5 separate regions of the Homo sapiens genome follow, and regions 2, 3, 4 and 5 are each linked to region 1. A link is a loop called in an ENCODE intact Hi-C map of the cell type or tissue named here. Cell type or tissue: heart right ventricle. All regions are shown on one strand. Links, peaks and the distances in the headings refer to the core of each region. The heading gives the core; the rest is flanking DNA. Region 1 overlaps DNAJC18 (DnaJ heat shock protein family (Hsp40) member C18). Region 2 has its middle 8.6 kb from the start of PSD2-AS1. Region 3 overlaps UBE2D2 (ubiquitin conjugating enzyme E2 D2). Region 4 overlaps UBE2D2 (ubiquitin conjugating enzyme E2 D2). Region 5 has its middle 20 kb from the start of PSD2-AS1.

What was found. A loop is a pair of places that touch in the nucleus more often than their neighbours do. Peaks named below come from ENCODE experiments on the same cell type or tissue, not always from the same donor. Only the 100,000 strongest peaks of a DNase experiment are listed, where the experiment ranks them.
Region 2: it touches region 1 in a loop (4-fold over the local background); 47 of 110 quality-filtered maps call a loop at or near these places.
Region 3: it touches region 1 in a loop (2.6-fold over the local background); 12 of 110 quality-filtered maps call a loop at or near these places.
Region 4: it touches region 1 in a loop (3-fold over the local background); 29 of 110 quality-filtered maps call a loop at or near these places.
Region 5: a loop joins it to region 1, with 3 times the contacts of the local background. A loop is called at or near these places in 48 of 110 quality-filtered maps.

What each region holds. Positions count from the first base shown.
Region 1 is chr5:139,419,127-139,425,191 of GRCh38, reverse strand. It overlaps DNAJC18 (DnaJ heat shock protein family (Hsp40) member C18), which reads left to right. Exons shown (of 8, transcript NM_152686.4): 5 at 78-187; 6 at 2,375-2,484; 7 at 4,967-5,139. Among named protein-coding and RNA genes, the nearest start is that of DNAJC18, 17 kb to the left of the region's middle. RefSeq lists a silencer at 2,681-2,830 and an enhancer at 4,856-5,361. In heart right ventricle, for the core only: a CTCF peak has its summit at 2,722; no DNase peak of the experiment used is centred there; H3K27ac peaks cover 1,462 bases.
Region 2 is chr5:139,751,731-139,757,882 of GRCh38, reverse strand. It overlaps a transcript of PSD2 not described here. Among named protein-coding and RNA genes, the nearest start is that of PSD2-AS1, 8.6 kb to the right of the region's middle. RefSeq lists silencers at 1,766-1,845, 5,471-5,622. In heart right ventricle, for the core only: no CTCF peak of the experiment used is centred there; no DNase peak of the experiment used is centred there; H3K4me3 peaks cover 613 bases; H3K27me3 peaks cover 4,729 bases.
Region 3 is chr5:139,612,149-139,618,300 of GRCh38, reverse strand. It overlaps UBE2D2 (ubiquitin conjugating enzyme E2 D2), which reads right to left. Exons shown (of 7, transcript NM_003339.3): 3 at 3,684-3,715; 4 at 3,527-3,604; 5 at 3,335-3,440. It also overlaps the pseudogene H3P25. Among named protein-coding and RNA genes, the nearest start is that of CXXC5, 33 kb to the left of the region's middle. In heart right ventricle, for the core only: no CTCF peak of the experiment used is centred there; no DNase peak of the experiment used is centred there.
Region 4 is chr5:139,622,267-139,628,418 of GRCh38, reverse strand. UBE2D2 (ubiquitin conjugating enzyme E2 D2) reads right to left here. Exons shown (of 7, transcript NM_003339.3): 6 at 4,958-5,051; 7 at 1-1,663. The coding sequence ends at 1,618. Among named protein-coding and RNA genes, the nearest start is that of CXXC5, 23 kb to the left of the region's middle. In heart right ventricle, for the core only: no CTCF peak of the experiment used is centred there; no DNase peak of the experiment used is centred there.
Region 5 is chr5:139,762,771-139,768,922 of GRCh38, reverse strand. It overlaps a transcript of PSD2 not described here. Among named protein-coding and RNA genes, the nearest start is that of PSD2-AS1, 20 kb to the right of the region's middle. RefSeq lists enhancers at 4,626-5,289, 5,290-5,952, 5,953-6,152. In heart right ventricle, for the core only: CTCF peaks have their summits at 2,966 and 3,170; a DNase peak (open chromatin) is centred at 3,152; H3K4me3 peaks cover 645 bases; H3K27ac peaks cover 395 bases; H3K27me3 peaks cover 2,282 bases.

The DNA.
Region 1 (6,065 bases), core at 1-5,000:
ACTCCATCTCCAAAAAAAAAAGAAAAAGGCAGGGAAGGAGTGTTTGCCATATCCCATACCATGTATTTCTTTTCCAGGAAATATTCATATGTTTTCAAATGTGACAGATGACACTTACTATTACCGTCGACGGCACCGACATGAGAGGACACAGACTCAGAAGGAGGAGGAAGAAGAGAAACCTCAGGTACCTAGGGAGGGAGGAGCACTGCTGCCCATAAACAGTTGTACTTGGCCAACCTTGATGGTACATGGTCAAGTTTTAGAAGTTGAACCTGAGATATGTTGCTTTAGGAAAGATGTGCTTTAGGAAAGCAAAAGCAATGGTTAGAAGAGCTGGAAAATTGGCCTAAATAGGCAGAATGGTATCCCCTCCCTCTGCCCATTCTTGGGTGGCTCTCCCAGAATCTCAGCAATCTGTGGGGCTGACTTCATCAAGGCTTTTTTTTTTTTTTTTTTTTTTTTTTTTTTTTTGAGAGAGGGTCTCACTGTCACTCAGGCCGGAGTACAATAGTAGAAACACAGCTCACTACAGCCTCAAACTCCAGGGCTCAACCAATCCTCCCACCTCAGCCTCTCATGTAGCTGGGACTATAGGTGCGTGCCACCATGCCCAGCTCATTTTTTGTAGAGATTATTTCTCACCATGTTTCCCAGGCTGGTCACAAACTCCTGGGCTCAAGTGATCCTCCTGCCTTGGCTTCCCAAAGTGCTAGGATTACAGGCATGAGCCACCGCTCCGGCTTCATAATTTTCTTGGCTGCAGAAAATAGGAATCCTCTTCAAAATATTTAGAACTAAAGGGGGTTTAAGGTAAGGGATCAAAAGAGTCTCATGAAGCTCAAGGACAAGAAGCACAGCTGGGCCTCATGACAGACAGGAACAAGGAACTGGGATACTGTCAGGCTCCCAAGCAGCTGTGCTCTGCAGGACTCTTTGGGCCCAGATTGTCTCCAGTTTTCCTGCCACTCTTTGCCTCTGTTTTGTTTTCACCAAGCAGCTTTGCTTGTTCTACTTCCCCTTGCAAATAGCCAGTCTACAGTGCCTGAGAGTGTGTGTTCTTCCTTAAAGTGATGACCCAGAAGTGAAGGGTGATGAGTTTCAACCCCAAATTCCTAGGAGAGAAAACGTGATTACCTCTGCCAGAGTTGGATGTCCCCTGAGTCCAATCAGCTGTGGCCAAGCATGATGCTAACCTGGCTCCTAGAGCCCCACTACTGTAAGAGGCACAGTCTGGGCAGGTTTACCTAGAGATGTTTGCTTCATTGGTCTTATTAATGGGGCTGCAGGGGGATTACTGGGTGTCAATCCAGGTTGTTGTTGGACCTCCTTCAGCCTGCTCAGCAGAGAGAGTAAAGGTTATTTGGTATAGATTGAGTATCCCTTATCTGAAGTAAATTGGACCAGTAGTATTTCAGATTTCAGATTTTTTTTTTTTTTTGGATTTTGGAAATTTGCATTATACCATTATATATTTGACAATTCCTAATCTGAAAATCTGAGGCTGGGTGCTATGGCTCACACCTGTAATCCTAACACTTTGGGGGAACTGAGGCAGGAGAATTGCTTGAGCCTAGGAGTTTGAGATTAGCCTGGGCAACATGGCAAGACCTTGTCTCTACAAAAATTTAAAAATTAGCTGGACACGGTGGTGTGCACCTGTGGTCCCAGCTTCTCAGGAGGCTGAGGCGAGAGAATCATCAGAACCCAGGAGGTCAAGGCTGCAGTGAGCCATGTTTGTGTCACTGTACTCTAGCCTGGGTGACAGAGCAAGACCATGTCTCAGAAAAAAAAAAAAAAAGGAAATCCAAAATGCTCCAATGAGCATTTCCTTTAAGTGTCATCCTGGTACTCAAAAAGTTCTAGATTTTGGAGCATTTGTGATTTTGAATTTTCTGATTAGGACTGCCCAACCTGTACTTCTCAGCTGAAAGTACAGCCTTCCCAGAAAAGCCTGGGGCTTTGTGGATCCTCCTATGCAGTGCATTGATAATTTGTTATTTTCTTTGGAGCAACTATCTTATTTTCAATAAGCTTTATATTGATAAAGAACACTTACAGGCCAGGCGCAGTGGCTCACACCTGTAATCCCAGCACTCTGGGAGGCCGAGGTGGGCAGATCACGAGGTCAGGAGATCGAGACCATCCTGGCTGCGGTGAAACCCTGTCTCTACTAAAAATACAAAAACTAAGCCGGGCGTGGTGGCGGGTGCCTGTAGTCCCAGCTACTCGGGAGGCTGAGGCAGGAGAATGGCGTGAACCCGAGAGGCGGAGCTTGCAGTGAGCCGAGATCGCACCACTGCACTCCAGCCTGGGCGACAGAAAAAAAAAAAAGAACACTTACAGCAAGTTTTTATTTTTTTTTCTTTTTCAGACTACATATTCTGCATTTATTCAGCTACTTCCAGTTCTTGTGATTGTGATTATATCTGTCATTACTCAGCTGCTGGCTACTAATCCCCCATATAGTCTGTTCTATAAATCGTAAGTCTGGTATTTCTAAATCTTTCTCAGTAACAGTCTGGGGGTGAAAGACTTGAAGGTTTTGCTGATACATTACTAACATTTCATTTCACCTTTTGCTGTAGAAAACACCGATTTGATGTTTAAAGGAACAGCTGGGTAGTCATGGTGCTGAGACTCAAAAATACTGAGGCAGTCTCCTGTGTGCCTCGGGAAATAGATTGTCTTGTTCTATAGTGACATCATCTGGTCAGCTGCAGAACAGCAGTAACTGGTTTTTGAAGGATCAGTAGAATTTAAGGTTTAGATGAACTCATTATCACACCATGGTAGAGTTAGAAAGACTCTGTTAAGCTGTTGATAGGATTGCTGGACCCTGTGGGTCTCGGAGCATAGTATTAATAATGGGGATCAAGTGATTATTTTCAATTTTTTTGTTTTTGTTGAAAATAGAGAAATTCCTTGTAATGCTTTTTGCGTATAGATTATAAACTCTGATAGGATTTTTAAAAATTTCTTCAATTAATTCTTTCAGTTGATTCAGTTCCCAAAGTTTGGTCCCCAGACCAGCCATCGTCAGCATCAACAGGCAACATGTTAGAAAGGCAGATTCTAGGGCCCCTCCATATCCATTGAATTAGAGGCTCTGGGGGTAGGACCAGAAGTCTGAGTTTTAAAAAACCCTCTAGATTATTCTGGTCCACACTGAAGTTTGAGAATCACTAGATTATCTTTTTTGTTAATAATGAATAATAAATTATTATTCATTATTATAATTTAGTGGGAAAAAAACCTTTTAAAAGTAGAATTTATTAGACAATATATAACAGGAAGAGTCTTTGTCAGTGATCACTGTAGACAAGACCATCATTCCAGGTCAATCCAGGTCAGTATTTCCTTTTTTGTTTGTTTTTGTTTTTTGAGACAGAGTCTCACTCTGTCGCCTGGGCTGGAGTGCAGTGGTGCAATCTGGGCTCACTTCAACCTCCACATCCCTGGTTCAAGGAATTCATGTGCCTCAGCCTCCTGAGTAGCTGGAATTACAGGCGGCACGCACCACCACACCCGGATAATTTTTATATTTTAGTAGAGACAGGGTTTCACTATGTTGGCCAGGCTGGTCTCAAACTCCTAACCTCAGGTGATCTGCCCACCTTGGCCTCCCAAAGTGCTGGGATTACAGGCATGAGCCATCGCGCCCGGCTAGTATTTTCCTTTTACAGAGAGCGAAGCTGAGGCTGAAAGAGAGGTTTCTTTTTATTGTTTTTGTTTTCGAAGCAGTCTTGCTCTGTCACCCAGGCTCCCAGGCTGAAGTGCAGTGGTGCAATCTTGGCTCACTGTAATCCCCTTCTCCCAGGTTCAAGCGATTCTCATGCCTCAGCCTCCTGAGTAGCTGGGATTATAAGCATGTGCCACCACACCTGGCTAATTTTTGTATTTTTTAGTAGAGACTGGGTTTCACCATGTTGGCTGGGCTGGTCTCGAACGCCTGACCTCCACCTTTCTTGGCCTCCCAAAGTGCTGGGATTACCGTCATGAGCCACTGCACCTAGCCTTCATAGAGAGGTTTTTGCCATCAGGCCACACTGGCCTGATTCCCTCTGTTTCCCAGCTTCTCATGTTTTTCCATATGGCACTTTAGCTTTCTTTCTTGTGAGGCCAGCGGGGTAAGCACGGACCTGCTCTGTAAGCTCCCCCAAAACCTTAGAGTGAGGGGAGAGCAGTCATGGCTTCAGCTCTTACTCTAATTAGAGAGGATCAAAGGAGAGGGCCGGAAAAAGGCCAAATAAAATATAGCCCCTTTAATGTAGAATTTGTCCAGTTTGAAGAAAACCATTTCTGTCACATTGTTTTAACTTGAGTTTGAGGTCCCTTCTATGTTTCCTTATGGTTAGAATTAGTCAGCTCAGTACTCTTATTAATGTTGCTAAGCACCAGATACCTTTGGATGTCTTGGACCCACAGAGAGTTAGCTCTAAAGCATCATTGAAATCTTTTGTCTGAGTTTCTTGCAGTTCTCAGTTAGCAGCTATGTGCGAAGTACTTTTTATCATGTCCAAAATATTGCTTCTAGGTTGGTGTGAGCTATCTGTTTTTTTTGTAAATAATTTGCTATATAACATAATCAGTTCATTCAACCAGCATTTATAATAGCCTACTCTGTCAGGTACCATACTAGATCCTACACAACGTAAAAATTGTTTGTTTTAAGCATTCAGCATTCTACTTTTAGCACAGAGAGCAGTATAAGAGAGGTGAGTCCTTTAAGAGAATAAACTATGCTGAAGCTGAATTCATAGTATGAACTTGCTTACATAATACAATTATGATGATGTTATACTTACAACTTTGCTAGGGAAATAAGAAGTGTTGGGTATATTAGAAAATGATATCTGCCTCTGCTCTATGAGCAGATGATGATGATGATATCTGTGAGGGCAGTGCTAAGAGTAATATTGCCAAATATTATGAGCTCACATGAGCCTCTCTCTCCTTGTTTCAGGACCTTGGGCTACACCATTTCTAGAGAAACTCAGAACCTGCAGGTGCCTTACTTTGTGGATAAAAACTTTGACAAGGCCTACAGAGGAGCTTCTCTGCATGACTTGGAGAAAACAATAGAGAAGGATTACATTGATTATATCCAGACTAGTTGTTGGAAGGAGAAACAACAAAGTAAGATACTGTAAAAGGGGCATTAGCTGGTGGCTGTGGTTCCCAGCAGGAGGCACCCCCAGCCTCCTGATCCCTCCTCTCTTCTTGTTTGAGGCTACGCATGTTTATGTGAACAGAGTCAGAGGACAAAGGCCATTCAGGATACTATAAAAAAGTAGGGGAAATTTATTGACAGGATACATGTGGCCAGGACTTGGAAATCTTAGGAATTTAGGCGGCACTAGTCACCTGTCTGTATGTCTGTCTCTCTTTGAGTCTCTACCTCTCTCTGCCAATCTGCCCCCTCTCCTCTCCCCACCAGCTGCCTTCCTTTCTTTCTTCCAGCTTCCCTTTTGCATAACCTTGTTTGCCATGGTTTACAGTGGTTGCCACCCTGCTTATCACTCTCTCAAATTCCCCAGTCTCACCAGTCAGTGCCCCTTTCTGCAGCACACACGTCTGTAAGTTCTTGGTGCTCGCTGATTTGGTCCACAGTTTCCCAATTCCACACTCCCTAGAGGGAAATCTGATCGAGCCAGCCTAACTTTTTGAAACAGAACAAAGGTTTAGAGGTTTCTGGTATGGAATGAGGTGTCCCCTACCCTCACCTCCAGCTGGTTGTGGCCACACAGAACAAAAGCGACCCCTTGGGTCTGCCCCTTTGGGTGTGGCAGGCCTTCCCCCCTATTTCCCTCTCTGGAGACAGTGGGGATGATAGCATCTGCCACTGGCTTACAGCTCCAGCAAGTGTTACTAGGAGTGTCTGCAGCAGGGGTAGCCCCGTCTCAGCCAACAGCTTCACCTTTGGTCCCACTTGAATTCTACACACACATACCGCGTTAGTGACTGTGTCTTCTAAAACTTGGTTTTGATTATTTTTATTTTCTTTTTTATTTTTCAGGAGGTACCCTTTTAACTGAAGTTTTGGCTCATGTTTAAAAAGCAAA
Region 2 (6,152 bases), core at 451-5,450, 330 kb before region 1:
TTTGTAAGACACCAGGGGCTGCTGAGGGACCTGTACTCCTCCATTCTCCTCAGTCCACAACCCCAACTTGACAGGCCCCAGAACTAGGGTATGCTGGGGAGAGGACAGAGGTGAAAGTCCTTGCCGGCTGGTGTCCTCAAGGTCTGGAGGCCTGCTTTTAGTTAAGAACAGAAGCATATATTATGTATACGTTGGTTTGCTCAGAACATTCTAGGGTTGGAGATATTTAGAGTTGTGAAGACCCAGCACTATTTGGAAGAAAAAATCTCTTTCTCTCCCTCTCAAGGGTGGGGACGGGGGAACAACTCTTTCCCAAATCATTGGGACTAACACCAGCATTTTCTTTGGGGGAAGAAGGGGGTTTTCCATTCCCTTCAGGGACTGCCTGGCAGACACTACCCCCCTTGAGTCTTTGGTTGATGGTGATAAAAACACCCATCCACACTACATCTGATGCTCAAAACACCCTTTGCTACGTTCACTTACTGACTCTTAAGGGAAAAGCTGAAGAAGCTTGTGAACCCCCTTTCACAGATGCAGGCGAAGGACAGGGTTGGGGTGGTGGTGGCAGGTGATTTGCCCAAGGGCTGTAAGCAGTGGAGATGGCTGTGAGTGTGAGGAGGATGATTCTCATCCCACTGCCCACCCAGCCCACTCTGTGACTCCACTGGCTTCTCACACAGGCAGCTCCAAACCCTTTGCCCCCATCCCAGAGCCCAGGAGGGGTGGGAGAACAGCAGATGGCTTGGCTAGGGGACCTCCCAGGAGAGAATCCGCTTCATGCAATCTATGGGCCTGATTCCAATCCCAGCCATGCCCCTCACTACCCTGGACCTTGAGCAGGTCACTTTCCCTCTCTGTGCCTCTGTTTCCTCATCTGTAAAAACATGAGTTCCAACCTTGTAGAGCTGTTGTGTGGATGAATGGAGACTCGGGCCTGACCTGCAATTAGGAAGTGCTCAAGAAATTTGAGTTGTGCTTGTTTTGGGTTGTTTTATCACCTTCATCACCTCACTATCCCTTGTGGAAGAGTGCGGGAAGCTAATAGCTTCCCTATTTCCCAGCGGAGGAAACTGAGTCAGGGCATAGCCTCTAGCAGACAGAGGACATCGCCAGATAAAGGATCCTGAAGGCCAACTTTGATTTTGCCCGCCCCCTCTCAAGCCCCTCCATTGCTCCTAACCCTTGTAAGACAACACAGTCGCCCAGCCAGAAGAATCCCACCAGCTGGGTTCTTCCCTATTCCTAGGGCGCTCTGCTGAGTCCTGCCTCCTCGCCTGTGCCCAAGCTGGTCCCTCCGCCTAGAATCTCCACCTAAAGTCCGCTCCCTCCACGAAACTACCCCCAAGGGACCCTGGTGCCTGGCTGAACCGCGCAGCCCAGCCACTGACCACCTGGTCACCCCAAGCAACCTTCTGAACCCTGCACGGGTTGGGCAAGGACTTCCCAGTCTGACCCTAGATGCTTGAGCGGGAACCCTGGTGGGTGCCCCGACCCCGGGGGAGCGCAGCCTGCTCCCCAACCCCACTCCCTCCAGCGCCGCGGCCCCGGCTTTGATCCGGCTGCCTCTGCGCCCCAACCTGATTGGCATCGAATTACGCCGCGCGGCGGAGGCAGATAATGGCGGGAGGCGCGGCAGACATGAAAGGGGGGGCGCAGCGGCAGTCCGAGCCGTTGTTAATGACCCAATAAAAAGGAAGAGGGGGGAGAAATAACCCTCCCTTCCCTCCCCGCCCCCAGACCGCGGCCGGTGCACACAAAGCCGCCGCCGACTCGGAAATTACCGAGGCTCAGCCCAGAGCAGCGTGACTGGGGGTGGGGGCTGCGCTCACCTGGCGGGGCGCGGGAGGGCGGACGGCAGCCGCGGGGACACTAGCGGAGGCACAGACAGAGCCACACGGATAGGCACATACACTGAACCTGTCTTTAATAGTCTATTTTCATCATTTTTTGCATTGTGCTTTTTTTAAGTATACGAAAATATTTTTCCTAATTACTGAGATTTGTTGGAGCCCCCTTAAATTTTGTGCCGACGCTAGTCCAGGTCCTGAAACAGTCACACAGACAGCACCATTTAGTCACGCACACGGTGTGTCGCATACACACAGAACAGTTACAGTCTCACACACAGTCACACACAGAGACACAGTCACAGCATCACACACTGTGGCACCTAGAGTCACTTCGGAAACAGGCACGGAGCCTCATGCGCGCGCACACACACACACACACACACACACACACACAGCAGGGCCGCAGAGATGCTCACACGGAAACACACCCAGAAGCAGGACAGACACAGACATATCAAAGATACACACACACAGAGACAAATAGGGAGGAGGCTCCCAGGGACATACACACATCACACAAGCTGTGCAGAGAGGGACACAGAATGACGCAGGCAGAGCTACAAACACAAACATGCAACAATATAGAGACCAGCACCCCATAACATGTCCCAAAGATACCCACGCACACAAACACCCAGGCATGCTGGGACACGCACACATCAAAGCACAAATCCCCTCCCCACTAGCGTCTCTGGAACACACCCTATATACCCTCTCAGCCACCCATTTCACACCCACACTCACACATGTTCAAGTGTATTCGAGCGAGAGCCCAAGACTGGGTTGACCCACAGCAGAGATGAGGTGGCGTCGCTGGAACACAGACCCCAGAGGATCCATCTACCTACCCAGGACCTGACAGTGGGAAGGGGCGTGGGTGGCGCTGCCTCAAATCCATGAGGCTGGGGCAGATGGCTTAAACTGTCAGAATTTCAGTTTTGTTCGTCTATAAAATGGGGTTCAACTCCTCCCCTACGGGACTGTCTGCGACTCAATAAGCAAGCACTAAATGTTGGCTGCCATTATCATGTGGATTCCCTTGGGGGCAGCCCGGACCCTCTCCACTGCACACACACACAAAAACACATACACACCTTGGCTCCCAATCAAACTCTACTGCTAAGGAGGTCCCTCTGTTTTTGTTTTTGTTTTTGTTTTTTTTTGAGACAGGGTCACTCAAGCTGGAATGCAGTGATGCAATCACAGCTCACTGCAGCTTCAACTTCCCAGGTTCAAGTGATCCTCCCACCTCAGCCTCCCAAGTAGCTGGGATTACAGGTGGGTGCCACCATACTGGCTAATTTTTTTTAACTTATTTTATTTTTTTTAATTTGAGGCAGGGTGTCACTCTATCACCCATGCTGGAGTGCAGTGGTGTGATCTCAGCTCACTGCAGCCTCCACCTCCTGGGATCAAGCAATCCTCCCACCTCAGCCTCCTAAGTAGCTAGGACCACAGACACGCACCACCACGCCCCAGCTATTTTTTTTGTATTTTTAGTAGAGACAAGGTCTCACCATGTTGCCCAGGCTGGAGCTCGAACTCCTGAGCTCAAGCGATCTGTCCAGCCTCCCAAAGTGCTGAGATTACAGGTGTGAGCCACCACACCCAGCTAATTTTTTAATTTTAGAGGTAGGGTTTCACCATGTTGCCCAGGCTGGTCTTGAACTCCTGGGCTCAAGTGATCCTACCATCTAAGCCTCCCAAGTAGCTGGGAGTACAGACATGCAACACCACACCCAGCTAAATTTTTAAAATTTTTTGTAGAGATGGGGTTTCCCCATGTTGCCCAGGCTGGCCTCCCAAAGTATTGGGATTATAGGCATGAGCCATCATGCCCAACCCCTCTTAAATCTAATCTGAATTCCTCATTCTGTAATCTAAACCCAACTCTGGTCCGGCGCAGTGGCTCATGCCTGTAATCCCAGCACTTTGGGAGGCCAAGACGGGTGGATCACCTGAGGTCAGGAGTTCGAGACTAGACTGGCCAACATGGTGAAACCCCATCTCTACTAAAAATACAAAATTAGCACGGTGTGGTGGCGCATGCCTGTCATCCCAGCTATTTGGGAGGCTGAGGCAGGAGAATCGCTTGAACCTGGGAGGCGGAGTTTGCGGTGAGCCAAGATTGCACCATTGCACTCCAGCCTGGGCAACAAGAGCGAAACTCCATCTCAAAAACAAAACAAAACAAACAAACAAAAAAAAAAACAACTCTGGGAACAGGGAGGTATAGCCTTTCCAAGGAGCCTTTCCTGCTCCAAAAAGCAGCTCCACATGCAGCAGGCGTCCTGAGAGCAGGATGGGACTCCTGTGGGATCAGTCTCTAGGGCTTGGCCTCTCTGGGCCTTGGTTGCCTTCACTGTCAAATGGGTTAACAGCATCAGCATCCAACACAAGATGCTTCTGGGAGGATGAAATAGCTCTTAGGCTGAGTTCATGGGCCATGGCTAGAGCTGATGGTCCATGTTAGGGTCAAAAGTGAGGGGTCAGGATGCATACACCCCTCCCACTAGGACAAAAGTCCTCACTGTCATTCCTTCTTAGGTGGATAAGGGGACTTTATGAGCCAAACCTCAGAGCCTAATTAATGCAGTTAATCACAGGCCCAGCCACACTGGCCATGGGGACAGCTGGGAGGGAGGGTCACAGCTCAGTTACCCAAAAGCATGGAGGGGCATGAAACAAGGTTATTGGTGGCCTTCTCCTCCCCCATGGCCCTGAATGGAGGCTTTCCTATACCCTGCTAATCAGCACCCATCCTGCAGCCCCAGCTCACTGGGCAAGTCCCTTCTCGTGTCCAAATCCCGTTTCTCGCGCTGCAGCTCAGGAAGCACGTGGGATCTGCAGTCAGGGTCCTGGCTGTCTCTAATCAGGCAGGTTAGTTAGATTGGTCTCCCAATGGCTGGGCTGAGTAACACTGAGTTTGCTGATGGTGGTGGGATGGGTGGGTTGAGTCATAACTTCTTGGAATCCAGTGTCTAGCCCAGGAGAAAGGCAAGAATGAAGACAGGAGCTGGTGGCAAGGAAGAAAATGCCCCTTTCTCCCTCAAAGGGGCCTGTGCATGTGATGCTTTATGGGGGGTAGGGGGCGGAGGGGTTGGTCAAAGACTGGCCAGGGTTGTAGCAGGAGGGGCAGCCCACGCGGGCAGGGGCGCTGCCGTGTTATAAATCACCCTCGACTCAATTAGAGCCTGTGAAAGGTTGTGCACACCCAGCAGAAAGCTCCGCGCTTGGCGGGCAGCCAGCTCTCTGAGGGGGGCTGGGGGCGAGAGCTTGTGTGTGCCTACGTGTGTGTATGTGTGTGCCTGTGTCTTACTGTGCAGATGTGCTTGTGTGCCCTTGTGTGTGTTTCTGTGCCTGTGTGTACCTGTCTGTGCCTGACCTATGTGTGCCTGTGGTGGGGGGAGAGTATACATGCCTGTGGACTCTTGCATATGCAATATGCTCCAATGTCCTTGTGTGTTTGTCACCAGGTGCATCTGTATGCACCTGTTCATGCCTATTTGTGCTGTGTGTGCACTTGTGTGTGTGTTGGATGGGTGGCTGTCCTCGTGCCCATGTGCACTTGAGTGTGAGTGTGTGCGTGATTGTGTCTCTCCATCGCTTTGCCTCTGTATGTCTCCTTGCCTGTGTGCACCCAGGTGACAGTGCATGCTGGTGATGAGTTGAGCTGGGCTGGATGTGTGGGTGGGAGTGGAAGGGTGTTCTTATGGTAGGGGGAGAGTTATATGTTTTTAGGGAGAGGCAGAAACAGAAAAAGAGACATGGATGGATGGAATTATGGGCCGGCAGAGAGAGAGTGAGAGCCAGAGGAACCTAGTAGAGAGAGACGTGACCAGTAGGAGAACTAAGCTTTGAGGAGTGTGAGGGGCTTGGCAGTGTCGAGGATCTGCCAAGGACAACCACCTCCACCACTGAGTCAAGAGGCTGGACTGGCTGGGTGCAGTGGCTCACACCTGTAATCCCAGCACTTTTGGAGGCTAAGGTGAGAAGATTACCTGAGGTCGGGAGTTCCAGACCTGCCTGGACAACATAGGAAGACCCAGTCTCTACAAAAAAATTTAACATTAGCCGGGCATGGTGACACATGCCTATAGTCCCAGCTACTTGGGAAGCTGAGGTGGGAGGATTGCTGAGTCTAGAAGGTTGAGGCTGCAGTGAGCAGAGATCATGCTACAGCACTCCAGCCTGGGTGACAGAACGAGACCCTGTCTCAAAAAAAAAAAAAAAAAAAAAGGCTGGACCCTAGCCATGCCATGGAAACACTGTCCTAGAGTGGCCAAAGAGCAACCTTGG
Region 3 (6,152 bases), core at 543-5,542, 190 kb before region 1:
TTTGTTTGCTTTAAAAAATTAATTTGTGGCCAGGAGCAGTGGCTCACACCTGTAATCCCAGCACTTTGGGAGGCTGAGGCGGGCGGATCACCTGAGGTTGGGAGTTCGAGACCAGCCTGACCAACATGGAGAAACTCCGTCTCTACTAAAAATACAAAATTATCTGGGCGTGGTGGTACATGCCCTATAATCCCAGCTGCTCAGAAGGCTGAGGCAGGAGAATGGCTTGAACCCGGGAGGTGGAGGTTGTGGTGAGCCGAGATTGCGCCACTGCACTCCAGCCTGGGCAACAAAAGTGAAACTCCTTCTCAAAAAAAAACAAATAATAATAATAATAATTTTTTTTTAAGATTGAGTCTTGACATCCAAGTGATAACATGACAAATACCCAACACTTTTGACAACTGTGCCTTTATCCCCAGTTTTTGGAGTACTTACAAGGAACCAGTTAACTGTCTGTTTTTGCTTCTTTAATCTTCGTAACAACAATGAAATATGTATTATTGTTCCTTTTCTACAGATGAAAAAACTGAGGAATACAGGGGCCAATGTGTCTCTAGCCTCATTTAATAAGAGGTGGATCTGAGATCTGAACACAGGCAATTGGATCTAGAATCTATGTTCTTTACCATGAAACTATGTTGCTTCCTGTCTAAATACATGCATTAAACAAATGGTAAATTATAAGCAGATAATTTCTACTTAATGGTTCAAATGGTAAATTATAAGCAGATAATTTCTACTAAAAATACAAAAATTAGCCAGGCGTGGTGGTGGGTGCCTGTAATCCCAGCTACTTGGGAGGCTGAGGCAGGAGAATTGCTTGAACCCGGGAGGCGGAGGTTGCAGTCAGTCAAGATCACACCATTGCACTCCAGCCTGGGCAACAAGAGCGAAACTCCCTCTCAAAAAAAAAAAAAAAAAAAAAAATCACACACCACATTTCACCACACAAATACCAAAACTAACATTGCTTGTCTATTTCTGGACACTCAACATACTTTTATATGTAACTCTTGTTACAGTGTATATGCCTTTTTTCTTTTTTCTGCTTTTCTCAAGCACAGTATTTTCCTATTTTCACAATATTTGTAAAGATCAATACTTTTTTTTTTTTGGAGACAAAGTCTCCCTCTGTCACCCAGGCTAGAGTGCAATGGTACCATCTTGACTCACTGCAACCTCCGTCTCCCGGGTTCAAGTGATTCTCCCGCCTCAGCCTCCTGAGTAGTTGGGACTACAGGCACGCACCATCACACCTGGCTAATTTTTTGTATTTTTAGTAAAGATGGGGTTTTGCCATGTTGGCCAAGCTGGTCTCGAACTCCTGGTCTCAAGTCATCTGCCCATCTCAGCCTCATAAAGTTCTGGGATTACAGGCATGAACCACTATGCCTGGCCAGGGTCAATACTCTTTTAAATGCATGTGCTGGAACCGATCTATTTTTTCCTCTACTGTAAGTAACCTCCAATTTTCAGAACTAAATCACAATGTCACAAATGTACTTGTATACAAAGTTTTTTCAGCATTTGGGATTGTTTTCTTAGTATAAATAAATGAAACTAGAATTATTGGGTGAATGGGCATGGATGATTAAGTCTCTTAACACATACTGGCAGACTGGGCTCTACAAATCTATACCTCTACTTGAAGAATATGAGTGTTCATTTCAATGTACCTCATTAGTGTTTTGTCTTCTTTTAAAAATATCTTTGTTAATTAAAAAGGTAAAAAATAGGAACGTAACATTCATTTATTTATTCTTTGGTTCCCCTGTGTCCATTCATCTATTGGGATCTGAATTTTTTTCTGATTTTTGTACTTCATATTTTAAACATATTAATCCATTACCATATTTGATTTTTCTCTTAAACAACTGATTTCATTTTCACAAAAGTACATCCAGTGAACTCTTTTATCACCTTTCAGAGTACAGCAGTGAGATCTGATAAATATTCTTGTTTTTGAGACGGAGTCTCGCTCTGTCCCCCAGGCTGGCCAGGCTGGAGTGCAGTGGCGCAATCTCAGCTCACTGCAACCTCCGCCTCCTGGGTTCAAGCGATTCTCCTGCCTCGGCCTCCCAAAGTGCTGGGATTACAGGCGTGAGCCACCGTGCCAGGCCATAAATACTTGTTTTTGTTTTCCTTTATAAATTCTAGATTATTTGGCTGGGCACGGTGGCTCATGCCTGTAATCCCAGCGCTTTGGGAGGCCGAGGCAGGTGGATCATAAGGTCAGGCGTTCGAGACCAGCCTGGCCAACATGGCGAAACCCAGTCTCTACTAAAAATACAAAAATTAGCTAGGCGTGGTGGCGGGTGCCTGTAATCCCAGCTACAAGGGAGGCTGAGGCAGGAGAATTGCTTGAACCCGGGAGGTGGAGGTTTCAATGAGCCAAGATTGCACCACTGCAGTCTAGCCTGGGCGACAGAGTGAGACTCCATCTCAAAAAAAAAAAAAAAAAAAAAAAATCTAGATTATTGTAACGCAACTGTGATTTCATCTGGGAATAATGTTGAAGGGTTGTACAATTTCAAATCAACACATTAAGACAACAACTACATCACTCAGTTCATTGATACAGAAACCTAAAGACAAGAGCTGGTAAAATATTTACCTATATTTTGTTCTTCAAGAACCTAACGTCTATGTTTACAGCATAGGCATTTGTCTAAAGGGCTGGTCTATTTCCTATTCTGCAATAGTATCTATCTTTTTCCATTCATGAATCTCAAGGTTGGAAGAGATGTTAATTGTGCTCTACTTTATGCTCTAAAAAAACATTCATACCAGTGTCCATCTTCTTTTTTTTTTTTGAGACAGAGTCTCGCTCTGTTGCCCAGGCTGGAGTGCAGTGGCACAATCTCTGCTCACTGAAACCTCTGCCTCCCGGGTTCACACCATTCTCCTGCCTCAGCCTCCCGAGTAGCTGGGACTACAGGCACCTGCCACCATGCCCAGCTAATTTTTTTGTATTTTTAGTAGAGACGGGGTTTCACCATGTTAGCCAGGATGGTCTCGATCTGCTGACCTTGTGATCTGCCCGCCTCGGCCTCCCAAAGTGCTGAGATTACAGGCATGAGCCACGGCACCAGGCCCAGTGTTCATCTTCTAACCTATGCTAGAGTAGCACAACTGACAGACTAGTCACTACACCAAGGAATACTTTTGCTTGAAAAATCCAACTCGTTTTCAGTTCTCAAGGTCCATTTCAGATTAAGAAGAATTGCTATCTCTTCTTAAAAGAAACATAAGTAATCTTTTCAAAAATAAATAACTCTAAAAAGACAAAAGACACGGTTGCTTTATCTTGATATCAAATACCCACTGTTACCTTTTGAAATAGTTAGTGCTGGAGACCACTGTGATCGTAGAATATCAAGACAAATGCTGCCATTACTGTTAATATTTGGATGATAAATTCTTGTTGTAAATGCAACCTACAGAAAGAAAGGAAACTTTCTGTAAACTAGTTTATTAGTATTATAGAAAGTACATTAAAAACTGCCACATTCCAATTAATTACCTTAGGTGGTTTGAAGGGGTAATCTGTTGGGAAATGAATTGTCAAGAAAAATACTCCACCCTGATAGGGACTGTCATTCTGTTGATAACAAGAAAAGTGGGATTAAAATGAGTAAATTACATAAACTGTTTATTCTGAAATTAATCTGAATACTTACTGGCCCCATTATTGTAGCTTGCCAATGGAACACTGAAAAATAACAAGAAAAAAGTCACCATGTAACAATATCTACATTGTATCTACGCCATAGTAACATATCATTCCCCTTCTAATCCAAATTCATTTATAAATAATATGATAATGAGTATGAGCAAGATGAGGAACATAAATTAACAGTCTAAAGAAACAAGAAAAATGACTAGAATGGCCTAGAACACTGATAAGGTGCTCAATGAAAAATATTTAGAGCCAGGTGTGGTGGCTCACACCTGTAATCCCAACACTTCCAGAAGCTGAGGTGAGAGGACTGCTTGAGCCTGAGAAGTGGAGGCTGCAATGAGCCATGACTGCGCCACTGCAAGACTCTCTCAAAAACAAAAACAAAAAAAACCGAAAGTATTTGGGCTAAAACTTCTTGAAACTTCATGTCAGGTAGACAAACTTCTTGACAAGGCTTACAGTTCTACTTTTAAACAGTTATTTCTTTACCTCACAGGGTAAATCATTTCTTCAAAACAATTACATATAATACACTTTTTTTTTTTTTTTTTTTTGAGACAGAGTCTCACTCTATCGCCCAGGCTGGAGTGCGCTGGCGCAATTTCGGCTCATTGCAACCCCCGCCTCCCGGGTTCAAGCAATTCTCCTGCCTCAGCCTCCCAAGTAGCTGGGACTACAGGCAAGTGCCACCACACCTGGCTAATTTTTGTATTTTTAGTAGAGACAAGGTTTTGCCACGTTTGGCCAGGTCTCAAACTCCTGACCTCAGATGATCCACCCACCTCAGCCTCCCAAAGCTGGAATTACAGGCATGACTCCTTTTATAATGCTGGTATACGGGGGACAAAACAGTAAAGTCAAGGTAGATAATACTCAAATTAAGAAAGACTGGTTTTAACAAGGAGAAAAAATTTCTAAAAACTCTTGTGTAGGTCTGTACATTACTGGCCCTCATTAAAGAAAGAAAAACATCTCTCCTAATGTAAAGGATAAGTTAAAGAGGAAAAAAGAGAAAAAAGGAGTAAAATTTAAGAAGAAAATATTAGCTGAAAGCCCAAGGTTGATTACAAGCTCCAGGGATACTTCTAATAAGTTATAAACTTGTTCAATAAATAAATATCTTCCAAATGCAGAAAATGATGCTTGTTCCATGTTCTCATGCTACTAAGTGCATCATGAGAGATCAAAAGCCAGAGTTTTTACTTATAATTAAGCTACTACTTAGCACACTTACCATTCATACTATGATCTGAGCAACCTAAGGGAAGTTGTCACTGGGGTTATATTTGAACAACCCAAACCAGGTAACTCTTGTCACAAGGTAGAAGAAACATGAAGACTAAGAAGCCATATAAAAATCCACCAGAATGTCAGTCCAAATCCTAAAGTTCCTTCCAACCTCCTTAATATCAAATTAATCCCTAAAGTTGGTTTGTTGCTCACTGGGACTTGAACCTAAAAATAGCAGCTTGTTGATTAGGGGTTAAAGGTAAAGGATAGGAATTGCTGAGGCTCCCTTCCTTAGATTAGCCCTCACTAGTACTTACAAACACTTATATTACTCTCTGCTGACCATTTAATGGACTGAGTAAGCCAAGGACAAAGCCATTCTGGGCCACTAAAACTGGACCTAGTATCTTCAAGGGAAGTCCTATAAAAAGCCCCTTGTATGTTGTTTAAAGACACAAAAGTGGGCACCTGTAGTCCCACCTACTCAGGAGGCTGAGATGGGAGGATGACTTGAGCCCAGGAGTTCAAGTCCAGCCCAGGCAACATAGCAAGACCCTGTTTCTGAAAAAAATTAAAAACAAGACTAAAACACACACACGCACATGCTCACACGCATGCATGCACACATACACGAGTCTCACTCTATTTTTAATCACAAATATACTTACAATTTGAGTAAATAAAACATTGATAACTAGAATTAACAACCCCCAATAACAAGACTAAAAACACTATTAGACAAAAGTATGACCAACTGGTCAAGGGACCTGTTCTTCTACTTAATTCTTTCCTGTTATTTAAATTTGTGGTTATAATGGAAGAGTATTAATTGTACCTGCATTTCCACTCAAAGCTGTAAGAGTTGGGTAAGATAGTAAGAAAGCACTGCTTTTAAGTGTTCTCAGGCACTGCCTGCCACAGTGGCGCCCTCATCTCTAATGTCTGCTGAGAAGGGGGATAAGTAAGGGGGCCTCTAGATCATGACTAGTACAAGGCAGATTACCAGCAAATTGGCCCAGTGGTAAAGCACCCAGGAAGCAATTAGCTACAGAAGTCACTCACAGGAGTGCACCCTTTACTGGAAGAGTAAAGAAACCTCACTGCTACAGGTCTGGTACTGTGGTACTCTGTGAAAACAGATCTCATCAGAAGTCCACTGAATTCTGATTAGCAAACTTCCTTTCCAGCATCTGATACAAGAAGTTGCTCAGGACTTCGAAACAAATCTACACTTCTG
Region 4 (6,152 bases), core at 521-5,520, 200 kb before region 1:
GTGGACATTTATTCCTTAACTTTTGTGCAAGAGTGTAAAGATGCATTTGAAAGAACCTGATGGCTAGAGCATCAGCCATGGCTTTCAGGTTGGCCTAGTTTACAATTAGGAAAAGAAGGGGGGAAAAAAGGTAACTTGCCTAGTTCACATGAATGATGTTTCTGGCAAACACAGTTGTTTACAAGTTTCAAGCTATATTTTACTAGGGTCAAGGGAAGACTTCAAAAAGCCACATACAGTACAATTTAAAATTGTGTGAACATCCTGCAAATGTTAGTGCAAAGTAATTATGTAGACTCTCCAAACAAGACTGTGCTCTTGTTTCCCAGGTTTGGTCAATGTTGCTCTTTTATAATTACAATCACAGAAGCTTAACTTACCAAATAGCAATGCCTCTGTGTTTTATGTCCTATGTACCAAGGGAATGTCACAAGGTTTTGATGAAATGCAGCTTAGTTTCATTAATAAAGCAAATTTCTTATTGAATTTAACAATCAAGTTCCTGGAATGCTGCATGTGTTGTTTCATGGAAATGCTCTTAAGCTTATGCCTCTAACTTGTTCAATAAAATTACTCGTAAGATATCCTTTTTACAATGTAACTGGAATTGTTTCATGATCTTAAAATGCAACCAGTATAAATGAACATTTCAGAAGTGGGAGAAAATCCACCACTAATCTCAGCTAGACAAACTTCTTAAAAATGAAAAAGCCTATTCACACAAAATTATATGTAATGACTGTAGTAACCAGTTTATTACACAGATTAATCATTCTTGAAAGTACAAGCTCCAGAGGAGCAATTGGGTCTTTAAATATACACAAGTATTTCCATCAAATGAATTTTCACCCTTACATCCAAATAGACCTAAGCGGTTAAAAACATAAGAAAAATAAGAGCTATTAGCTATGTATTAACTGAGAAACCACATACAAACCAAAGAATATGGAAGAGAGAAAGAAGGGCTGAAAGGCCAAAGGTTGAAGGGGTAGGGAGATGTAAAAGAGTTGGGAACAAAGCCCATCACACTTGATGTACTAATAGCTCCAATCCATTTAAATGTTGACCAGTTAAACTTAGACCTTAAAATGCAGGATGTGGGTAGAGTTTAATCTGGTTGGTCATAACTTTCACCTAAGACGTAGCTCCTTCGGAATAAAATGAATACAGACACAGCTTCATGTTCTTCACCTTGCTTTTCATAACTGTTTTGAGTTTAAATGGATTCCACTTAAAAATAATCTCCTATAGGTGAGTGGAGCCTTTTCTTTCCCATCCAAGCACACACCATACCCACCACCCCCCTCACACCTTGCTGTTATCCAAATTTAAGTCAATAAGAAAAGCTTTTAGTCTCACACCTAGGTAATGCCTGTAGAACTGGCTTGTCACACACACACTTCTCTGCTAGGAGGCAATGTTGGTACAGAAGTACAGTATTTCTAGTTTGTTGTTCCAAGTATGTACAACACGCAGCACTGCTGTATCAGGTAAACATGTGCACAGGGGAAGATGAGGCGTGGGCTCATAGAAAGCAGTCAAATGGAAATCAAAAGGACTTTCTCTTTCAGAGTTCCCCTATCTTTATTTGTAGAGGTTATCCAATAATTTCTTTAATTACATCGCATACTTCTGAGTCCATTCCCGAGCTATTCTGTTGTACCTGTACACACAAAGAGAAGCTTGGCTTAACATAGGTGTGGAGTCAGTAAGCAACAGATTCCATTCATTATCCCATCAAGTAACTTGAAGAGAGTAGCTTATAGGACATTCAAGGAAAGGCCCCTTTCTATCCCAAATTTCTGATAAGGATTAATTCAATGATAATGGGAAGGAGCTGTAAAATGTGAAAGTCTCCTTTAATTGCTACTTATAGAGGGTTCTGATTAAATTTTAGTATTTGTTGGCATATACCTTATTCCATACTTGATTGGCCTATTTCTACAAAAGATGTCCACTCAATTCATTCATTTAAAGTACTTGAAATTATATGATTCTACATTACATAGTTCTTGAACTCATATACTAATAATGATTAAACCGACAGAAGGCTGGGCATGTTGGCTCACACCTGTAATCCCAGCACTTTGGGAGGCTGAGTCGGGTGGATCACTTGAGCCCAGGCGTTTCACACCAGCCTGGGCAACATGATAAAACCCTGTCTCTACAAAAAAATACAAAAATTAGCAGGGTGTGGTGGCGCATGACTATAGTCCCAGCTACTCAGGAGGCTGAGGTGGGAAGATCGTTTGAGCTCAGGAGGCAGAGGTTGCAGTGAGCTGAGATTGCAATACTGTACCATAGCCTGGGTGACAGAGTGAGGCTCTGTCTCAAAAAAAAAGGGGGAAAAAAAACCAAACTTTCCTTTCATATCAATAAAACAATTGGTTCTGGTAGAACTAATTTCAACAATTTGGTTGACAAAATGAATGGGTTTATTGCTTCAGAAGAACATTTGAATAAAGTAAGCAGAGCAAATGATTCTATAATTCTCCTATTAAAAAACGGGTGCTAGGCCGGGTGTGGTGGCTCACGCCTGTAATCCCAGCACTTTGGGAGGCTGGAGCAGCTGGATCACTTGAGGTCAGGAGTTCCAGACCAGCCTGGCCAACATGGCAAAATCCCGTCTCTACTGAAAACACAAAAATTAGCCAGGCATGGTGATGTGCGCCTGTAATCCCAGCTACTCAGGAGGCTGAGGCACAGGAATCACTTGAGCCTGGGAGGCAGAGGCTGCAGTGAGCCAAGATTGTGCCACTGCATTCCACCTGGGCAACGGAGCAAGACTCTGTCTCAAAAAAAAAAAAATTAGCTGGATGTGATGGCATCTGCCTGTGGTCCCAGCTACTTGGGAAGCTCAGATGGGAGGACTACTTGAGCCTGGGAGGTTGAGGTTACAGTGAGCTGTGATTGTGCCACTGCATTCCAGTCCGGGCAACAGAGCAAGACCCTGCCTCAAAAAAAAAAAAAAAAAAAAAGGGGGGGGGGTGGGGGTGGGTATGCTGGCCTTGCACGGTAACTCATGCCTGTAACAGCAGCACTTTGGGGGGCTGAGGCAGAAGGCCTGCTTGAGGCCAGGAATTAGAGACCAGCCTGTGCAACATAGTGAGATCCTGTCTCTACAAAAAAAAAAAAAAAAAAACAAATTAGCCAGGTGTAGTGGCATGTACTAGCAGTCCCAGCTACTGGGGAGGCTGGAAAGGTGTAGTGGCATGTACTAGCAGTCCCAGCTACTGGGGAGGCTGGGGTGGGAGGATCACTTGAGCCCATGAGTTTGACACTGCAGTGAGCCACGATTGTGCCACTGTACTCCAGTCTGGGCTGAAGAACAAGACCCTGTCTCTGCAAAAAAAAAAGTGGGGGGTTAGAGGGTGGGGGCAGTGCAGTTTGGGAAAGTTCTGTTCAACAGTGTTCAACATTACTCCATGATGACTTGGGAAATGACTTCTGGTAAGCATTCAGACCCACAATTCTAAATATCGGACAAAACAGTTCTCTAATCAAAAAAATTTGACAATAAATTCACAAATAGGAAAAAGCAAGAACCAACTACTGTTAGAATATCCCATTCCCAGTGTTACCTCCACTAAAAACAAAAACGTATCTATGCCTCTCTAATCCACTAGAACTCAAGTTGGAGACGTGAGTCTTGCTCTGTCGCCCAGGCTGAAGTGCAGTGGTGCAATTTCAGCTCACCGCAACCTAAACGTCCTGAGTTTAAGCAATTATCTCAGCCTCTCGAGTAGCTGCGATTACAGGTGCCCGCCACCATGCCCGGCTAATTTTTGTATTTTTAGTAGAGACGGGGTTTCACCCCGTTGGCCAGGCTGGTCTCAAACTCCTGACCTTGTGATCTGCCCACCTCAGCCTCCCAAAGTGCTGGGGTTACAGGCGTGAGCCACTGCGCCCGGCCCTAAAAGAACTATCCACCCTCTCCTATCTAGTTCCTCTTATAACTTCACTGAATACTACATAAAACAGATGTTATTAGTGCTGGGCATGGTGGGCATGCTTATAATCCTAGCTACTCCAGAGGCTGAGGTAGGGAGTTTGAGACCAACCCAGGCAACACAGCAAGACTCCATCTCAAAAGAAAAAAAGAAAAGAAAAAATGCTACTAGAACACTTTTAGCTACTATCTCTTTTGATATCTTGACCACTGTTCAATAATTCATAGTACAATTCTAAAATACCCAAATTCTACATCAAGTTTTGTTTTTAAAAGAAATTTGGGGCTTTCACGTCTAATGGCATTTATTTGCTTTCTTCCTTTAGATTATGTCAAATGGTAGGAAATCAATTCTCTTTTCCCATTAATTGACAAATACCTATGGCAGGCAAATGGGCACTTGATGAAAAGTGCTTTATATATCAAAAGCCAAGCATAAGGCATTAAGCTGTTGAAAAATATACCATAGGAAAGTTTTTGTATGGGTGTGGTGGCTCACACCTGTAATCCCAGCACTTTGGGAGGCCTAGGCAGGCAGATCATTTGAGGTCAGGAGTTCGAAACCAGCCTGGCCAACATGGTAAAAGTCTCTACTAAAACTACAAAAAAAACGAACCTGGCGTGGTGGCCTGCGCCTGTAATCCCATCTACTCGGGAGGCTGAGGCATGAGAATCACTTGAACCCAGGAGGCGGAGGTTGCAGTGAGCCAAGACTGCACCATTGCACTCTAGCCTGGGTGACAGAGTAAGACCCTGTCTCAAAAAAAAACAAACAAAAAAAAAAGTTTTTGTAGACAAGAGGAGTCACGTGAAACAATCAGGGATAAGACTGGCATCATCTACTTATAATAATACTCAATGCATATATTTCTCTTTTCTAGCCCCAGGAGAGTATATTAGGACTTCACTTTAAATATCTGGCCGATATTCAGCCCTTAAACAAGAAAGATTTGTGACAAACATCTCCATCCCACCACAGATAACTTTCCATCTTGAGGCCATACTTACTTTTCTCTATCTGTTTTGTAGATCCGAGCAATCTCAGGCACTAAAGGATCATCTGGATTGGGATCACACAACAGAGAACAGATGGACAAGAGTACTAGAATGAAAAAAATCATATAAATTAGCAGAGGATCAAAGCAAAGGGTTGAGAGAAACATGAGACGCCAAAACATGAGAAAATTCTAAGAATTTATACTGTAATGCCTAGCAGCTTTGTAAGTTTTACTTAACTTTATATTAACAGTAACCAACAAGGATTATTATTATTATTATTATTTCTTTTTTTTTTAGCAGAATTGGGGTTTCACCATGTTGGCCAGGCTGGTCTCGAACTCCTGACCTCAGGTGATCCACCCACCTCGGCCTCCCAAAGTCCTGGGATTACAGGCTTGAACCACCATGCCTGGCCTAATTTTTGTATTTTTAGTAGAGATGGGGTTTCGCCATGTTGGTCAGGCTGGTCTGGAACTCCTGACCTCGTGATTCACCCGCCTCGGCCTCCCAAAGTGCTGGGATTACAAGCGTGAGCCACCACACCTGGCAAATAGTTTTTTTTATTTTTTATTTTTTGAGACGGAGTCTGGCTCTGTCGCCCAGACTGGAGTGCAGTGGCGCGGCGCGGTCTAGGCTCACTGCAAGCTCCGCCTCTCAGGTTCACACCATTCTCCTGCTTCAGCCTCCTGAGTAGCTGGGACTACAGGCACCCGCCACCACGCCCGGCTAATTTTTTGTATTTTTAGTAGAGACGGGGGTTTCACCGTGTTAGCCAGGATGGTCTCGATCTCCTGACCTCGTGATCCGCCCACCTTGGCCTCCCAAAGTGCTGGGATTACAGGCGTGAGCCACTGCACCCAGCCTACCAACAAGGATTTTAAGAAGCTTAAACAGACTTTAGGTTAGGTCATTAAAAAATAAAAATGAAGGCTGGCTGCAGTGGCTCATGCCTGTAATCCCAGCACTTTGGGAGGCGGAGGGGGGTGGATCACGAGATCAAGAGATTGAGACCATCCTGGCCAACATGGTAAAACCCCATCTCTACTAAAAATACAAAAATTAGCTGGGCGTGGTGGTGTGTGCCTGTAGTCCCAGCTACTCAGGAGGCTGAGGCTGGAGAATCGCTTGAACCTGGGAGGTGGAGGTTGCAGTGAGCCGAGATCGTAGCATTGCACTCCAGCCTGGGCGACACAGCAAAAAATCC
Region 5 (6,152 bases), core at 788-5,787, 340 kb before region 1:
TCACAGGCTGTGGGAGTCTGGACTCTGCATGAGCTACTGTCTTGTCTTACAGATCAGACAGTTAGTCCAGGGTGGAGGGACTGAGAGGCATGATGCACCCACCATGTTGCAGGCCCGATTGGCTCTTTACATTCCTGACCTCACTTTTTTACTCCCATCCAGCCCAGGAGGGAGGGAGGTGTTGTTTTTTTTTTTTTTTTAGATGGAGTTTTGCTCTTGTTGCCCAGGCTGGAGTGCAATGGCTTGATCTCGGCTCACAGCAACCTCTGCCTCCCAGGTTCAAGCAATTCTCCTGCCTCAGCCTCCCAAATAGCTGGGATTACAGGCATGCGCCACCAAGCCCAGCTAATTTTGTATTTTTAGTAGAGACGGGGGTTTCTCCATGTTGGTCAGGCTAGTCTCGAACTCCCTTCCTCAGGCGATCCACCCACCTCGGCCTCCCAAAGTGCTGGGATTACAGACTTGAGCCACCATGCCTGGCCAAGGAAGGTGTTTTTATACCTGTTACACAAATGAGGAAACAGAGGGCAGTGAGTGGGTCACATTCTCTTTTTATGCCCTCCTCTCCCCCACTACACACATCTAAACCGCAGCCAGGGTGACCAGCCCACTGGCCTCTCAGCCTGGAGTCCAGAGGTCCTCTTTTCTTGGCCTGTCTGGGAGAGAACTCTCTCCCAGCTGGGGCCTGTCCTATCCTTTCTCCCTCCTCTTCCTCCCCCTCCCCACTTCCTTCCTTCCTGCTGTAGGATATTCCCTTTGCAGGAAAGGTTCCAGGTTCCGGGGCAAGGCCCCCAGGTTCAGCTGCCCAGGCTGGGACACGTGCTACCTCCATCAACCAGCCCCTTTGCCCTCCCTGGCGGGGGGCCAGATATCTGAGCCAGGCCCAGGGGACAGGGGAGCACTGCACAGGGGACAGCTCAAGGTCTTCTTGTCCCTCTCTCTGCCTCCAGCCCTAGCTGAGGCAGAGGACTCTGGAACTCATCCTGGTGCCCTGGGGTCAGGCACTAGACCTGGTAGGGGCTTTGTCACTCTGCCTGTGAGCTGGTCATCACTGAGAGCCTCTGAGCAAGAGCCTTACCTCTGTCAAGCTGGTATATAACCTCTTGGATTGCATGTGCTGAATCACTTTGCACAGCACCTGGCACAAAGTGAGTGCTCAGTTAACATTATTAACAGCTCCAATCATTGTTATTATTCTCTCCAATATCATCCTCATCTGACTGAATCTTTACAGCTCTCCTGGGAAGTAGGTAGAGTTTTGATCCTCATTTTATAAATAAGAAAACTGATGCTTACAAAGACAGGAGGGGCCAGATGCCGTGTCTCACATCTGTAATCCCAGCACTCTGGGAGGCCGAGGTGGGCAGATCACTTGAGATCAGGAGTTCGAGACCAGCCTGGCCAACATGGGGAAACCCCGTCTCTACTAAAAATACAAAAATTAGCTGGGCATGGTGGTGCATGCCTGTAATCCCAGCTACTTGGGAGACTGAGGCATAAGAATCCCTTGAATCCGGGAGGTGGAGGTTGCAGTGATCTGAGATCGTGACATTGCACTCCAGCCTGGGCAATAGAGTGGGATTCTGTCTTTAAAAAATAAAAATAAAAGGAAGAAAGAAAGAAAGATGGTGGCTGGGTGCGGTGGCTCACGCCTGTAATCCCAGCACTTTGGGAGGCCGAGGCAGGCGGATCACGAGGTCAGGAGATCGAGACCATCCTGGCTAACACGGTGAAATCTGTCTCTACTAAAAATACAAAAAAAATTAGCTGGGCAAGGTGGCGGGTGCCTGTAGTCCCAGCTACTCGGGAGGCTGAGGCAGTAGAATGGTGTGAACCTGGGAGGCAGAGCTTGCAGTGAGCCGAGATTGTGCCACTGCACTCCAGCCTGGGTGACAGAGCGAGACTCTGAGAAAGAAAGAAAGAAGGAAAGAAAGAAAGAAAGAAAGAAAGAAAGAAAGAAAGAAAGAAAGAAAGAAAGAAAGAAAGAAAGAAGGGAAGGAAGGAAGGAAGGAAGGGAGGGAAAGAGGGAAAGAAGGAAAGAAAGAAAGAAAGAAAGAAAGAAAGAAAGAAAGAAAGAAAGAAAGAAAGAAAGAAGGAAGGGACTTGCCCAGACTCAAACCCAGGCCAGTCAGTGCTCTTTATCACCTTACTATCCTGATGCCTACCCCTCTATTCGCCCTAGAGCAATTCTTAACCTGCTGGGTGTCTCAGTTTCCCCAGCCAGGCAATGGCGAGGATGGAGGAGGCATCTCTAAGGACCTTTAAGTCTAAGGGAACTTATTAATCCATCGAGGTGGGGCTGCTGGAATGGGCACAAAATCACAGATCTAACCATGGAGGGTCCTACAGGCCAAGGTCACCTAAACTCAGGACAGACTGCAAGAGTCTAACCTGGGTCCCTTCTGCTCTAGCTCCATCCATTTCCCCCATACACAGAGGAGAGAAAACCCCATATTGTGGGACAGGGAGAGGGTGCCCCCCACCATTCCAGGACTGCTGAAGACTGAGAAACAGGCCCAGGCAGGTGAAAAGAAGGCTAGGCGCTGGTAGACGGGCAGAGGCAGAAACAGAGTCATCGAAGGGTAGGTCCATCAACAAGTATCCCATGAAAGGCTTAGGGCCAGATAGAACTGCCAGGCCTGGAAGGGAGGCCTCACCCTACTGCCACCAATCCTGTATCGCCCCCTTCTACAAACAGCACATCGAATCACAGCTCAGATTGTAGACTTCCTGAGTTCAGATCCATCTGTTAGTCCTTCATCTGTGGACTCAGCGATCCACCCCCACCACCATTCTGCTCCGCGGTCCCTCTCCCCAGGCCCTGGTTCCACACCTCCCTACCCAATGTTCTCCCTTCATCCAGACCCCAGGCTCTCTACCCAGCCACCACAGAGGGGCCTGGCTTGCCGTCACCCCATCGCCGCCAGCTTGAGGACAGGCCCAAAAAAGGAGGACAGGGAAAGAGAGAGGGAACGAACGCACCACCCCGGGCCAGAGCGGCGTCCTCTCATCGGCCTAGGAAGCTGTACTGCTCAGCAGCCACCAGAGGGCGCGCGCCCCTTCTCAGAGCCAAAGCCACGACGGCGGCGGTGGCGGCGGACCCGGAGGGGTTTGCAGAAGATGCGGGGCAGGGGTGCGGTCACTCCGGGAGGAACCCCCCCGGAACGCAGCCGCACCCTGGGCTCGGATTCAGCCCTTGTAAGAAGACGGCCTTGGATGCTGCCCCTCGACCCTCTCCCCAGCCGCGCCCCGCGCTTCGGTCTCCTGCTGACTACTCGCTCTCTCCCCCTCCTGGCCGCTGCGAGCACTGCGGCCCGGCGGAGCTTGGGCTTGGAGGGTGGGAGGTGGGCAAGGGGGCGAATGGGGATTTATCTGGAAATAATGTGGCAAGGGGCTGCATGGTGGGAATATACTGGGCAGAACGAGATTGTAGTGGTTAGCACTAGGTGAACAGAAGTACGAAGAGGTGGGGAACTACAGTGGATGTGCAGGGTACTGGGCCGATTAATAGGAGGGCACTGGGGGCCACCGGGCAGGTACTGGGGGCAGTGGGTGGTCCCTGGGGGCTATTTAAGTGGTACCAAGCCTAAACTGGAAAGAGGGCGCTGGGTGGTTTCCTGGTGGTAACGGGGGCCCTGAGTGCATGTTGGAAGTACCACTGCGTAGGCACTGGGGGTACTGAATAACAACTGGAGACATTGTGTGCTGGGAAGAACTGGAAGGCAGTGTGAAGATAGCGAGCAGAAGGGGCACTGAGTGGGAACCAGGGGTGGGAGGGTCACGGAACCCGCAGTGGGAAGTACTGAGTGGGTCTGGGGATATGGCACAACTGAGAGGGTGAGGGGGCGTTGGAAGGGTTCGTGGCAGGTACTGGGCATTATCTATGAGAAGTGGGGACATGGGTGGACATCGGGTGGGTCATGGAAGTCACTGGGGTCACACTGAAGCCCTGGAACAGTATGGCACTTCCCTGGCTGTGCCTCAGTGCCCCTCACAACAGCGCCACTTTCACAGCCAGGACTTAGATCAGAAATGTCCCTTCGCCAGTGAGGGTATCCTGCCCTGACCAGAACCTATTCCTGCTTTCCTGGCGGGTGTGGAGGGTGCTGCTCATAGACAGAGGACAGGCTCTATTATCTACCTCCCCCAGATGAGGTGGGAAGTAAAGGCAGGTCAGCCCCTTATCCCTAGAAAATAAGGAGCCCCCTGCTCAGCCCCTCCCATCAGGTTTCGGCCTCCTGGCCCAGCTTGCTGGCTGCTGGGCCGGGAGGGGCTGCCAGGCTCGGCCTCCTGCCCACTGCGGGGCGCCGGGGGAGGGCGGCGCGCGGCTCGAGATGCCGCGTTGCCATGGAGACGCTGCCGCATCCTGACTGCTCCTGGCAACGGGGTCCCGCAGCCAGGCAGGCGCTCGGCGGGGACCCCAGGGAGCGGGCGCGCCAGGCTGCCCACGGCGCCGCCAGACCCCCGGGACACGGATATGGCTCCCCCACCCACAGGCGCCCCTCACTCACACTCCCAGGGGCACACGGATGTACGTACGCGCCCCAGCTGCAGCAGCCCAGGCGGAACTGCAGCCCAAGCCCTCCCTGCAGCCCCCACTCATTAATTCAGCAAACATTTGCTTACGGTCTCAGTGCCAGGCGCGAGCTGGCCACTGCGGTTGTGGCGGCGACAAGTCACACGGGGACGCTGCACTGCCCCCCTCCCTCCCCATCTCGCAGCCCGCAGGGGAGGCAGACACAGAAACAGTGTGATCAATACTGTGACCCCAACAACAGCCACCCGCTGACTGTGTGCTCAGCCCTCCTCATGCAGGATCTTGCCTAAACTGTAAAACCCTTGGGAAGCACTGTGAGAACTCCTTTTCACAGATGGGGAAACTGAGGCACAGGAGAGCTCATCTATTCACCAGAGGCCATGTAGTCAGGGTGAGGCAGAGCTGGACTTCCCAATTGGATCTTGGTGACTTCCCCAGACTACCTTTGCTGGAGAATTTCCGAAGCACAGATGAGGGAGGACCCAACTCAGCTGGGGAGGCAGCAGAGAGAATTTCAGACTCAAGCTCGGGTCTTGGGAGAAAACGCAAGTCGACCAGGCATAGCAAGAGGCAGGAACACTAGGCTGAAAGAACAGCTGGTGCAAAGACCTGGAGAATGTAGACTGGCAGGCTGGGTGTGAGAGCAAAGGCAGAAGATGTGGTTAGGAAGCTGCTTGGAGGCCAATCCTGGAGGCTCGCTGTGCCAGGCCGAGGGGACTGGCCTCCATTCCGAGAGGAGCAGGGAAGGTGTGAGCAAGGGAGGGCATGCCTGACTATTGCTCTGGCAACCCTGGGGGTGAGGGGCTGGCCCAGGGCAGGTGAAGCTGGAGCTAGGAGACTAGAGCACAGGCCATGGTCATCATCCCAGCAAGGGACAAGTGGGCCCACTCGGCTTGAGTCCAGAGTGGAAGTAGGACACGGCCTTCTTGCCTTCCCCGGCAAAGATCCTTCTGCCTGATTGGGAACCCAGGGAATGACCCCAGAGCTAGATGCCTGACAAGGTGGGCACCCCAGGGGGAGCCAGGGCTTAAAGACAGTGAGCGCAGTGAATGAAAACATGCTTCAGAGTGACGTGAAGAACAACTGGGCTAGACTCCTGGAAGGACTTCCCAGGAGGAATGGGTGTGAGGTTCAGAGAGAGGCCAGGAGATCCTTGAGAAGAAAAGGAAGAGTCCCACACACCTCACACATCTGGAGGGAATAGACAAGATGTTTCTTCCAGACCCCTCCTGCCAGGGTTATTCCTCCCTGGGCCCGCCCAGCAGAGCCTGTTCAGGCACCCCACTGAGGAGGCACAGCATCCGGCCCCTAACCTCCCCCTCACCCAACAAGGTTAGCCTAATTTTTTTCCTTCCGTGGATTCAGGTCATTGCTCCCTGTCCTCTCTCTGAGGCGCTGCAGAATGTGACTAATTCCCTCCCTTCATTTATGGGTCCTGTTACCTGGAAGGTATTTATAGCGCAACAGCCTCCCTCTCTCCCCAGCGACTCCGCTGCTCTCCCCCCAGGCCATCTCTCCCCACTCTGCCAACCTTTGCCTCCCCTCTCTGCTGCCACAGCCCCACCACCTCCCCAGCCAGGCCTCCTGTCCTGCCATCCCCCTGGCAGGAAAGGGG